Regions from separate parts of the Homo sapiens genome. Here region 2 is linked to region 1. The links are chromatin contacts, found by Hi-C or POLR2A ChIA-PET in ENCODE. All regions are on one chromosome and are shown on one strand. The core of a region is the stretch at or near the end of the contact, and the rest is flanking DNA. Distances in the headings are between cores, read along the strand shown. Region 1 overlaps ARHGAP18 (Rho GTPase activating protein 18). Region 2 overlaps ARHGAP18 (Rho GTPase activating protein 18).

What was found. Hi-C counts contacts between places; a loop is a spot of excess contacts on that map. ChIA-PET counts read pairs that join two places held with the same protein, here RNA polymerase II (POLR2A). Pooled maps may share reads with other maps.
Region 2: a loop to region 1 is called in a map with no recorded cell type, with 5 times the contacts of the local background. The contact joins two enhancer-like sites. A Hi-C loop is called at or near these places in 9 of 168 maps with a recorded cell type or tissue (CD4-positive, alpha-beta memory T cell, CD8-positive, alpha-beta T cell, GM12878 and 5 more), 26 of 37 single-sample maps with no recorded cell type and 16 of 50 pooled maps. POLR2A ChIA-PET finds 5 or more read pairs at or near these places in 7 of 52 experiments (A673, AG04450, BJ and 4 more).

Annotation. Positions count from the first base shown.
Region 1 is chr6:129,605,547-129,611,062 of GRCh38, reverse strand. It overlaps ARHGAP18 (Rho GTPase activating protein 18), which reads left to right. Exons shown (of 15, transcript NM_033515.3): 9 at 3,011-3,170; 10 at 5,104-5,186. Among named protein-coding and RNA genes, the nearest start is that of ARHGAP18, 100 kb to the left of the region's middle. Within about 2 kb of position 3,117, at least 2 of the 41 ENCODE cell types and tissues checked have a DNase peak (open chromatin) inside an H3K27ac peak, as active enhancers do.
Region 2 is chr6:129,680,894-129,686,409 of GRCh38, reverse strand. All of the region lies in intron 1 of ARHGAP18 (Rho GTPase activating protein 18), which reads left to right. Among named protein-coding and RNA genes, the nearest start is that of ARHGAP18, 27 kb to the left of the region's middle. RefSeq lists an enhancer at 2,072-2,366. Within about 2 kb of position 2,274, at least 35 of the 41 ENCODE cell types and tissues checked have a DNase peak (open chromatin) inside an H3K27ac peak, as active enhancers do.

The sequences.
Region 1 (5,516 bases), core at 1,868-4,367:
TAGCCAGGCATTGTGGTGGTCACCTGGAGTTCCAGCTACTCAGGAAGCTGAGTGGAGAGGATTGCCTGAACCCAGGAGTCCCATGTGGCAGTGAGCTGTCATTGTCCCACTGCACTCCAGCCTGGGTGACAGAGCAATAAGACCCTGTTTCTTAAAAATAAAAGAAAAAACACTTTGGGAGGCCAAGGTGGGCGGATCACGAGGTCAGAAGTTTGAGACCAGCCTGGCCAAAATAGTGAAACACTGTCTCTACTAAAAATACAAAAAATTATCCAGGCATGGTGTTGGGCACCTGTAATCCCAGCTACTCAGGAGGCTGAGGCAGGAGAATCGCTTGAACCTGGGAGGCAGAGGTTGCAGTGAGCCAAGATCGCACCATTGCACTCCAGCCCGGGCAACAGTGCGAGACTTCGTCTCAAAAGAAAAAAAAAAGAAAAAGGCCAGGATCATAGACTCCTGCAGATGGGGGACCTTGACATCCTATGCATAATTAGTCTTAGTGAGCCGGCCAGACGAGACACTCTCAACCACCTTCCTGATTCACACAGTTCCCTGTCTTGCTGCATCCAGGGTAGCCTGAGTCTGGCTGGTGAAAGAATAATTCCTAGACTTCCCAATTTGAGCCATCCCTTCTCCCTTGCCTTTTCTTCTCTCTGGATGACAGTTCCTTCCCACTGTTCCAGGGTACCACGTGTCCTCCTGCTGTCATCTTTGTGCCTCACTTTTTGGCCTGGGGGATAAAGCTTCCAATGAATGCATGATAAAGATGGAATTACCCTACAGGGGATGCATACTGCATATCCCCTCAGGGGATTTAAATGTAAAGGGGACTCATACTTGGAATTGTAGCTGTATCTGGAAGCAGCCATTAACTACTAACTTTTACCCTATCTTCCAAATTCACCTTTAGCTCTGCACTGAGATAGCACAAGTAACCACTGCCCACATCCAATACATTGTCTTCCTGAATTTGAAAATCCAAGAGAAAATAGGAGAAAAGAGAGAGAATCTCTCTTCATTTTCATAACCCCATTCTTTATGAAATCGTTAGAGCTGGATCAGGACTAAGTGTTTCTTGGGGAGTGCACACTGTCCTGGCCTGCTTCTAATGGGCTGTGGTGTTGCCAGGATTGGAATTACTCTTTATACATTTCACAGTTTGCATCACCTGCTTTTTTTGATAAGTTGCCTTGATTTAGGACACCAGTTTCGGCCTCCTTGGCTCTTACTACATAGTGATCTCATTTTAATAGGATTCGAGTAACCTGATATATTCTGATCATAATTTTCCACTTGTGTCCCCTGGGTTTGGTGTCTGGTACTTAGAGCTCCCTGAAACTGTGGTGTTTGTAAGTTTCATAGCTTGTCATTGTCTCACTTCATGTAACACCTATAGCACGTTTGCCACTAGTGGACATTGTGTGATTCTGAGACGAGTTCTTTTAAGTACATTCACTAACAAAGATATAATTCCTCAGAAACAGGTAACAAACATAACTTCATATTACCCACATTGGCAAGATAGTCCTCAATTCACCGAGTTCAAAGCACTCGGGCCCTCACTAGCAGACTGCAATGGCCAGCTCACAGGAGGCAAAAATACATTTACTTCAGTACAGAATAGTGAATATAATGCAGATTTTACTTTGCAACGAGAAGGCTGGCAGAAGGACAAGTTTAACTAAGTGTAATTTCTAAGAAGGCCAATTAAGTGGATTCAGCTGGCTCAACTCTTCAACCCAGCCTGTTGTCATATGCCAAATTATGCAGCAGCTGGTCCATTATAAATAATTTAAAAGATAATATGCAAAAATGTTGGTTGTCTCTTTTCCCCCTGGCCCCACCAAATTTCTCTGTACTATTCTCTCTCCCTCTCCCTCCATTTTTTCTGCCTCTCTTCTCTGGATCTTCCTCTGTTGTCCTTTCCTCCCTCATTCTTTCCCTGCTCATTCTTTCCCCCCTCATTCTTTCCCTCCATGCCCCCTCTCTCTCCTCTTCCTTCCCTCCCTATCTCCCACTCCCTTTTTCTATCTTTTCCTCCCTCCTCTTTTTTTTTTCCTCTTCCTCCTTTTCTCACTCCCTCTTCCCTCCTCTCTATTTCTTTTTCTGTCTTTGCCACTCCCCTTCACCTATTTCATCAATTACAAAAATAATTGGGGGTAGAGAATGGTTGTTGTGTTAGGAAGAGAAAATGTGGTAATTTGCCTTACAAGAAAACAAAGAACATACTTTGGGAGAATGGTTTCATGTAACAGAGGAAAGTGACAGAAACTTGTGATGGTTTTTAACGTGATAGGATTTATATATAGTAAAGAAGTATACAAAAAATAGTAATTACAAAACTCAATTGATTTATTAGTAATAATTTGCCTGACAAATTTTGTAGAGTTCTGAGGTAAGTGAACTAGATATTTCTAATTCTGCATGGACTCAGACTGTTTTTTGCAGCTGGCAGCAGGATGGCTGTGCATTAAAGACAGGTATATTGATGTATTTTCTTGCCTCGTTTACTATAAAATTGGGTTTTCCATTTCCCGTAGGTGACTAATCAGAGGTAGCCTTCTGTTTTAGTCCCAGAGACTGATTATGTATTTTTTTATGTAATATACTTCTAAATTTAAAACATATACTTCTTTTTTAATGATTTTTTTCTTAATTTAACGAAGATTTATAATATGTAGATGAAGCCCCCAAATGGAACAATTATTTTAACCAGTCTCTTAATTAAAACTTTATTACTTACAGTTTGTGGAATGTCCAGGAAAAAGTATAAATTTTAAAATGTTTTTTGGCCTTAGGTACAGTTTTTTGTTGGTAAAGTACATTTGGATTAGAGGAGAGGAGTAGTTTTTTTTCTGAGTAAAAGAAATATTGACTTTTGGTAGTCTGATTTGTCTTGTCTAAAGAGCAGAGTCTCTTGAAAGTGAAAATGTGTCATACTCTCAGCAAGAAAAAAAATGCACTTCTAGCTGCTTCTTTTTTTTTTTTTTTTTTTTTTCGTGCCTATCAGAATCTTTGCCAAGAACTAGAAGCAAAGTTTTATGAAGGGACTTTTAATTGGGAAAGTGTCAAACAGCATGATGCCGCCAGCCTGCTGAAGCTCTTCATTCGGGAGTTGCCCCAGCCACTGCTCAGTGTGGAGTATCTCAAAGCCTTTCAGGCTGTCCAGAGTAAGTGCTATCCCTCTTTGAAGCAGTCCTTCTGCTGGTGCCATCTATGTTAATTGTTTTAATGACATTTGGCATCACAAAGAACGCAACCAGACGTATTTGGGTGGACATATTGACTCAACTGATGTCAGTGGGTGCTCAGCTGCCATGCATTGTTTTCTGTTTTTCTTATAAATATGCATTCCTGAGTAAACAGATAACAGAATGTTCTCTTTGGGTACAGATTAATTGCACGACATTTAAGCAATACAATATATTTCAGTGTTAAAACCTGGAAACTTCATGTTTCTCTTATAATAGAATGAGTCACATAAGATCTCTGATACAATTTTCTTGCCAAGTGTTAAAAAGCAACACTTACTGGAGAAGCTGTGGATGAACAGTTATCATAAAAGCACAAGGAGAAGTGGTAGGGTCTCTGAGCATTTCTTGAAAAATTAAATTCTGAGGTTGTCATGCAGAAGTGTGGAGCAAAGCATTTTGCTGCCTCATTGGTGGAAGGTCACAAGCTGCTTCTTATGTACTGCCATTTTGTCGTCTTGGGCAAGCTACACATTAGTGTCTCTAATAGTTCTCGATTCTTTTTCCAGTGAACCTAGATCTTATAAGGTTTATCTACTGGCCTAATTATCCATTTTACACCTAGAGGCCATGAAGAAAAGTAAAAATGCCATCACTGCCTTCAAGTAACTGTATCTTTATCTTTTAAACAGGGACACTTATAAGAATGAAAAGGGGCACTATTAATAATTATGGTGAGCTCCCAGCACTTTGGGAGGCTGAGGCGGGCAGATCACTTGAGGTCAGGAGTTCAAGACCAACCTGGCCAATATGGTGAAATCCCATTTCTACTAAAAATACAAAAATTAGCCAGGCATAGTGGTGCGCACCTGTGATCCCTGCTATCCGGGAGGCTGAGGCAGAGAATCACTTGAACCTGAGAGGTGGAGGTTGCAGTGAGCCAAAATCACACCACTGTACTCCAGCCTGGGAGACAGAGTGAGACTCTGACTCAAAAAAAAAAAAAGAATAAATTGCGGTGAGCTACAGTTTCAACCAGAACTGTACCAGGCTATTCTTAACACATACAATATTGAGATGGTTTCATGAGTCATCTCGTATCATGACATTTCTTCAGAATTTCTAGGAGAGACGGAACTGAAATCTCTTCTGTTTAAAGTATTTTTTTCTTAACATGTTTCTTCTTTAAATAGAATAAATTACCTTCTGTGGGAAATATTTTTTAATGTTTAAATTGTGCTACGTTGCATACATTTCCTGGATATGGATTAAAGGACCAAATTTATTGCTGAAAAAGAAATGCTGGAATGATTCTAAATATCCATGAGTATTACTTAAATGGGGTAAGGGCTGCTGAAAATGATAACATCAATGATAATAATGCACCTCTTAGACTGTTGAGCTGCTGCTTCGTTTTCTAATTTATTCCACAGGCATTTATAAGCACCTATTGTGTTCCAGGCCCTATTTTACATATTCCTGTTGGAACTGATGGACTCTTACCATGCATTTGTTCACTCGCCATTAAAAGAAACAAACCACTGTTACGGACGCACCCTGATACTGTATCATGGAAGGTCCAATCCTCTATGTCTTTTCATTGGGGAATAATTATCACGCAGAAGTTAAAATTATTTCCAAAGCACTGTTGTGTGTCTGCAAACATAAGGCCGCACGTCATATGATCACAGTTGGAAGTGAGCATTCTGAGAGAGAGGAAGCTCCTAACAGCAGCTGCTTCTGCTGATCTCCCACAAACACACTCTCAACAAGGCTTGCAGCTCAGTCGTTGTGTCTTACATTTTACAGTCATGTTTATGCCAAATAACTTTTTTCTTAAAAAGTGAAAAAATAAAGTAAAGGAAAATGTTCACTGAAGAAAAGAGTTCAGATTTATTTAATTTGTCTGCAGATCTTCCAACCAAGAAGCAGCAACTACAGGCTTTGAACCTTCTTGTCATCCTCCTACCTGATGCAAACAGGGACACACTGAAGGTCAGCTTGGTTAATTTACATTAAATATCCCTTAGAAGTAAGCACAGTAATTTTTCATTATTTGTGGCAAAACAATAAGATGTGTATCTTGGACATGGTCATAAAAGTCTATAAAGAAAAAGCCTACTTTTAAGGACAGAGGGTGAAAGCCTTTAACTCTTTATGAGGTTGTTATGTTACTAATGTTATTAAGTTTTTGTTTTTTTTAATTTTCACTGTAACATTTCTTCTTCCAAACCAGACGATTGAGGTTCGTCGGTTAATGGAAACGTGGGTGGTTTTTTGTTTTTTTTCTCCTTCTTATTTCTTTTTTTTGCATTTATCAAATTA
Region 2 (5,516 bases), core at 1,025-3,524, 76 kb before region 1:
CTTTCAGATGCTCCCTGAACATCACTTGTAGAATGTGCAGAGAGTCTTATGGGAATGGCTGGGAAGGCAAGCTCACTAGGAGATGAGCAGCCCAGCCTGTAGGGGACAGTGCAAAGGAGAAAGTGGCTGAGGAACACAGGGCAGCCATGGTAGGAGGGTTTGGGAGCGTGGGAGTTCATATTTTACACTATGTTGGTACTTACCATGCAAATGAACGGCCCTGCTGGGAAAAGAACCTTTATCCAGAGAGGGGATCCGAGGAAATAGTAAGAGTTGGGTTCCGAGAAGCTGTGCTGCATCACGGGAGAGCTCGGTGTTAGGGTCTTTTGCAAAAACCCAAATTTATTTAATTTTCCTTTAGCACAGACTTTTCCTTTTCTTTTCTGATTTTTCTGCCCCTCCGCCCGCCCCCGGCAATGTAAGGGCTGAAGAAGCATTTTTCTTTTACAGTGGGGTCAACTTGCTTTTGATTTTGAAAGTTGTTGCCAACATACAGGCAGGGTTGTTGCAAAAAGACTTCTTCGTTTCCTAGAGGAGGGCTTGAGTAGGGAGAAAACCATCTGGACTTCTCACTTCTGGGAACTCAAGTATTAACTAAATTCATTTTTGTGTGTAGATCAGAGGGGAAAATAAGAGGAAGTGGGAGAGGAAAAAAAAAAGCTGCCTTGTATTTTTGAATATGGAAAAAACTATCAAGTGATCACCGTGATCAGCACATTTAATGGTTGCATTTAAGTCTGAATAGAATTTTTGAGAAGGCTGGGCTTTTTTGACATCTCTTTTTAATGAAAAATATGTAACAATAACCTTTATACAGTACCTTCAATTTGCCTGGTATTGTGTGCTTTATAATATCCTATATTTGAATATTGACTCATTTATATTTCACAATTTTTTTTTTTTAGACGGAGTCTTGCTCTGTTGGCCCAGGGTGGAGTGCAGTGGTGTGATCTCAGCTCACTGCAACCCCTGGCTCCCAGGTTTAAGTGATTCTCCTAGCTCAGCCTCCCAAGTAGCTGGGATTACAGGTGCCTGCCACCATGCCTGGCTAATTTTTGCATTTTTAGTAGAGATGAGTTTTTACCATGTTGGCCAGGCTGGTCTTGAACTCTTGACCTCAATTGATCCGCCCACCTCGGTCTCCCAAAGTACTGGGATTACACATGTGAGCCACTGTGCCCAGCCCTATATTTCATGATTCTATGAGAGTAGGTATAGTTATGGTCTCTATTTTATAGTTGGGGAAACCGAGGCCCAAAAGTGAAGAAAACTTGCTCAAGGTGACATGCTAGGAATGTGGTGGAGCTGCTTTGAAACCCTGGCAGCCTGGTTCCAGAGGCTGTCCTGTTAATTACTACGCTGTGTCCAGTGTCCACCGCCGGAGTCTGAGAAAGCAGTAATGACGTTTCTCTATTTCAGTGACCTTGCATATTGGATTTGCCCAGTTTACTTTGGAAGTACCCATTCCACTTTTCTAGGATCATGAAACACTGTATTTAATACTCAAATATCTTAGTGCTGATATCTTCTCTGATTCTAGAGGGCATTTCACAGATCTTACTGAAAAATTCCTTGGGGTAGTATTAGGCTTCGGGTTAAGTAATTTATTTATTAGACAAATTTCTTGGCTTTCATGATTTGGGTAAAGTATGGTCAATCTGTGTACTTCTGATTATATGCTAAACACGTGAAAGTCACCAGATGGCCAACTACGATGATTCCCATGGACTTCTACGGATATATTAATGCTGTTTTGGAGGACCCTCTGTGTGCCGCAGGCTCCATGACACCTAATGTTGGTGGATGCGTTCTGGTGTGTATGTGTTTCCATGAAATTTACAAACTAACACACAGCATTCTAACATGTTCACTTAGGAACTTTCAAAACTTTGCCCTACAAGACAACATTCTCAATAGAGAAAATTTAGAAAAATAGCAGCACAAAAGAGGAGGCAAAAGTCACTTATATTATTAATATAATACTACTCTAGAGCTAACCACAATTGAATTTTATTTTGCCTCAGTATTTTTTTCCCATGCACATTCCTAGGCATGCTATCTTAAAGCAACAGTTTGTGTAGTTAATCTGTTGCTCTCCCCACAGTTATATTTTAACTAGGGTACTGAATACAGAACGTTTTGCACATGCATTTTTGCTGGAGAAACCACAGATATGTAGCCATTTATAGTGTTTCTTAGCTATCGCATGCATCATTTCCTCTCCTACTTCCTCCTGTCACTGGCAGTCCTGCAGCTGGCCTGCCTTGCCACTCCTGACATCTGAGTCATCACTGACATCTCTCTCCCCAGGCCTGCTCAAGGAGCTCTTACTAAGCTTTGTTATTTTTTTCTCTCCAAGATTTTTCAGATCTGTACTTTATTTTTCAACGCCCCAACTCAATCCTAATCTGCACTTCAATCATCTCGCGCTGTCAGTGTCAGTTTCTTGGCTTTGAGCTCCTTCTCTTTTCAATTCACATTTTCAAAAGCCATTTTCTCCCAAGTGTTTTCTCACCTTTCCTTTCTTAGCAGAACTCCCCCCCGCCGTGGTTACACCTCCACGTTACTTTCCAGGTATGCCCACATCATTTTATGATTCTTGATGGTGTTCTCATTCACCATATCCACTTTGTGCAAGGCAGAGATACACCTTGCTGCTTTGTTATTGCATTGTTGTGAAAGGTAAATTGGGCTGGCCCCAGAGAAAATTGTGAAATAAGGAAAGATTTTGCCATCTCCAACCTCTATTTTCCATTACATTTTTGACTCATCAGGGCTTTTTTCTTCTCTGACTTGTTATCATTCCGCTCTGTAATTCATACTGCTAATCAAAATATGAAAGGATCTGATATTGGTTGTTTATACGTAAATGAATTTGATCACAAATTATTAACGTGTGATCAATGTTTTAATGAAATGAAGCTAATGCAAGTAGATATAGTTTTTCATTTCTACGGGAAAAAAAGCCCGTACTTGGCAGATAAAAAAACCAACAACCCTGTGCTGGTTCCTTCCACCTCAAATTAAAAGAAAAAACAAGGCCGGGCGTGGTGGCTCACGCCTGTAATCCCAGCACTTTGGGAGGCTGAATTGGGCAGATCACGAGGTCAGGATATCGAGACCATCCTGGCTAACATGGTGAAACCCGGTCTCTACTAAAAATACAAAAAGTTAGCCGGGCGTGGTGGCGAGTGCCTGTAGTCCCAGCTACTCGGGAGGCTGAGGCAGGAGAATGGTGTGAACCTGGGAGGTGGAGCTTGCAGTGAGCCGAGATCACGCCACTGCAGTCCAGCCTGGGTGACACAGCGAGACTCCGTCTCAAAAAAAACAAAAAAAAAAACAAAAAAAAAAAAAGAAAAAACAAAACACATTTCTCACTTTTTTTTTCCTGAAGTATATAAGTCTGTGAATAACCATGGTGGTAAAAACAGAAAGGAGAAACAGAACGAGAAAGAAAGAAATAGAACAATCAATAGAATATAGTAATATTATCAAGCTATGTCTTTTGATTAAAATGTATTATATGGTTTACCTTGATTAAAATGCATTATGTGTGCAGTTTTCTCAAAAAAATTCTTATTGTGTTTTATTGTTCAGTCCCTTGTTTATTCTCAGCTGTGTGTCCAGTTACTCTATCCATCTTAGACTATAAACTCATCAAGGCATTAAACATGTTGTTTTCTTTATTCCTGAATCTCAACATCTAGTTAATGCCAGGCAGGCTGTGGACAGTCAATAAATGTTTGCTAATTATGTGATGATGCTTTGGGACATAAGAATGTTGCTTTGTGTCTCTAGGGTTTTAGTTTATTTTTACCAGATCAAACTTTAGAATTCGACTAACACTAATGTCAGAAGTCTGTGTTTCAGTAACCATCTACAGATAATGGCACCCAGTTGTCCATGAGGAGATGCCATTTGCATCCTGTGTGGGTGACAGCTATGCTTTGATTCCTCTTGGATCTGTAGGACTACTTGCCTGTAAGACCTCATGTATTGTTCTGGGGGTCTGCCAGAGAGGGAAGCTAGCCTCAGAACACGGGGAAATGAGGCAAGGGGGCTTCAGAAGTGGTCATGTCAGGATTCTGGCTTGGCAAAGAGAAAGGCGTGGGTTGTTTTATGTTCCAAAGCTGGAGTTATTTCTTCTGTGACCCTGGCATGTCTTCATACTTAACAGACACCAATATTGTCCTTTCCTTGGTTTAGCCAAAACCGGGGGTTAGGGTGGGTAGTAGGAGGTGAAGGAGCTTTTCTTCAGTATGTATGAAGGGGATTGACGTAATATCTGCTTTCATAAACTGAATCTCCAGTGAGCCTTCCTTTAAAAAATAATTGTATGTAAAAACCACATAATGATTCTGTAATTACAGTGTGTTGGCACAGTTGTTAAATTATAAATTTAATAAGCTAAGATGAGCTCAGTAAGAGTATAGGCTTTTCACTGGAGTGAAAGGACATTACTTGATGAGATACAGCAGAGAGGAAACAATAGACTTTTTGTGTAGCTGCCTGAAACTTCTGCTAGGTGAAGGCAAGCCAATAAATGAAGAAGAAGGGATAATGGATTGCCTAACCTGTGAACTTGGTCACCATGTTCTTTGAAAACAAAGTGAAATGCAATGTGTTGTCTTTGGACTGTCTCACAGTGCTTACCCTACATCAGACAACCCTTGTCTAGTATTTCACGGATTTTGATTTGCTATTTATTTTGCATTTGCCTTCATGTTGCTATGTTTTAAGCCATGAAATGAATTATTTATTCTGTTTATACAAGCAAAAAAAAGTTAATAGCTCAAATAAAATGGGAATATATTTGTAATGGCATCATAGTATATGATGTGGTATTTTTATTCTTGCTTAAGAGGCTGAAGATTGAATTTGTATACTAATTCAGATCTGGAGAGAGAAGAAAGTAGATGGGGCTTATATACAAGCAGTCATTGAATTATTGATTTATATGTAGGTTTTCTACCTCAGGATGTTTTCTTTTTTGGAGGACACTGTTAAGTATTAACAATGTTAAGAAATACTTCTAGCTGGGCGCGGTGGCTCACGCCTGTAATCCCAGCACTTTGGGAGGCCGAGGCAGGCGGATCACGAGGTTAGGAGTTCAAGACGAGCCTGGCCAACATAGTAAAACCCTGTCTCTACCAAAAATACAAAAATTAGCTGGACATGGCAGTGCGTGCCTGTAGTCCCAGCTACTCAGGAGGCTGAGGCAGGAGAATCACTTGAACTCGGGAGGTGGAGGTTACAGTGAGCCGCGATTGTGCTACTGCACTCCAGCTTGGGCAACAGAGTAAGACTTCGTCTCAAAAAACAACAACAACAGCAAAAAAAACTTCTGATTAAGGATCTTGGCAAGTGGATTCTAGAATGGCAGCAATTCTCCATGTCCAGGAAACTAGAGAAGGAGGCGAGTCAGGATTATGGTGGGCTGTGTTACAGTTCTACTCAAAGGGTTTATCGGGAAGGCAGAGATTTGGCCCATCCTCCACTGCTGTCATTGCTGAAGT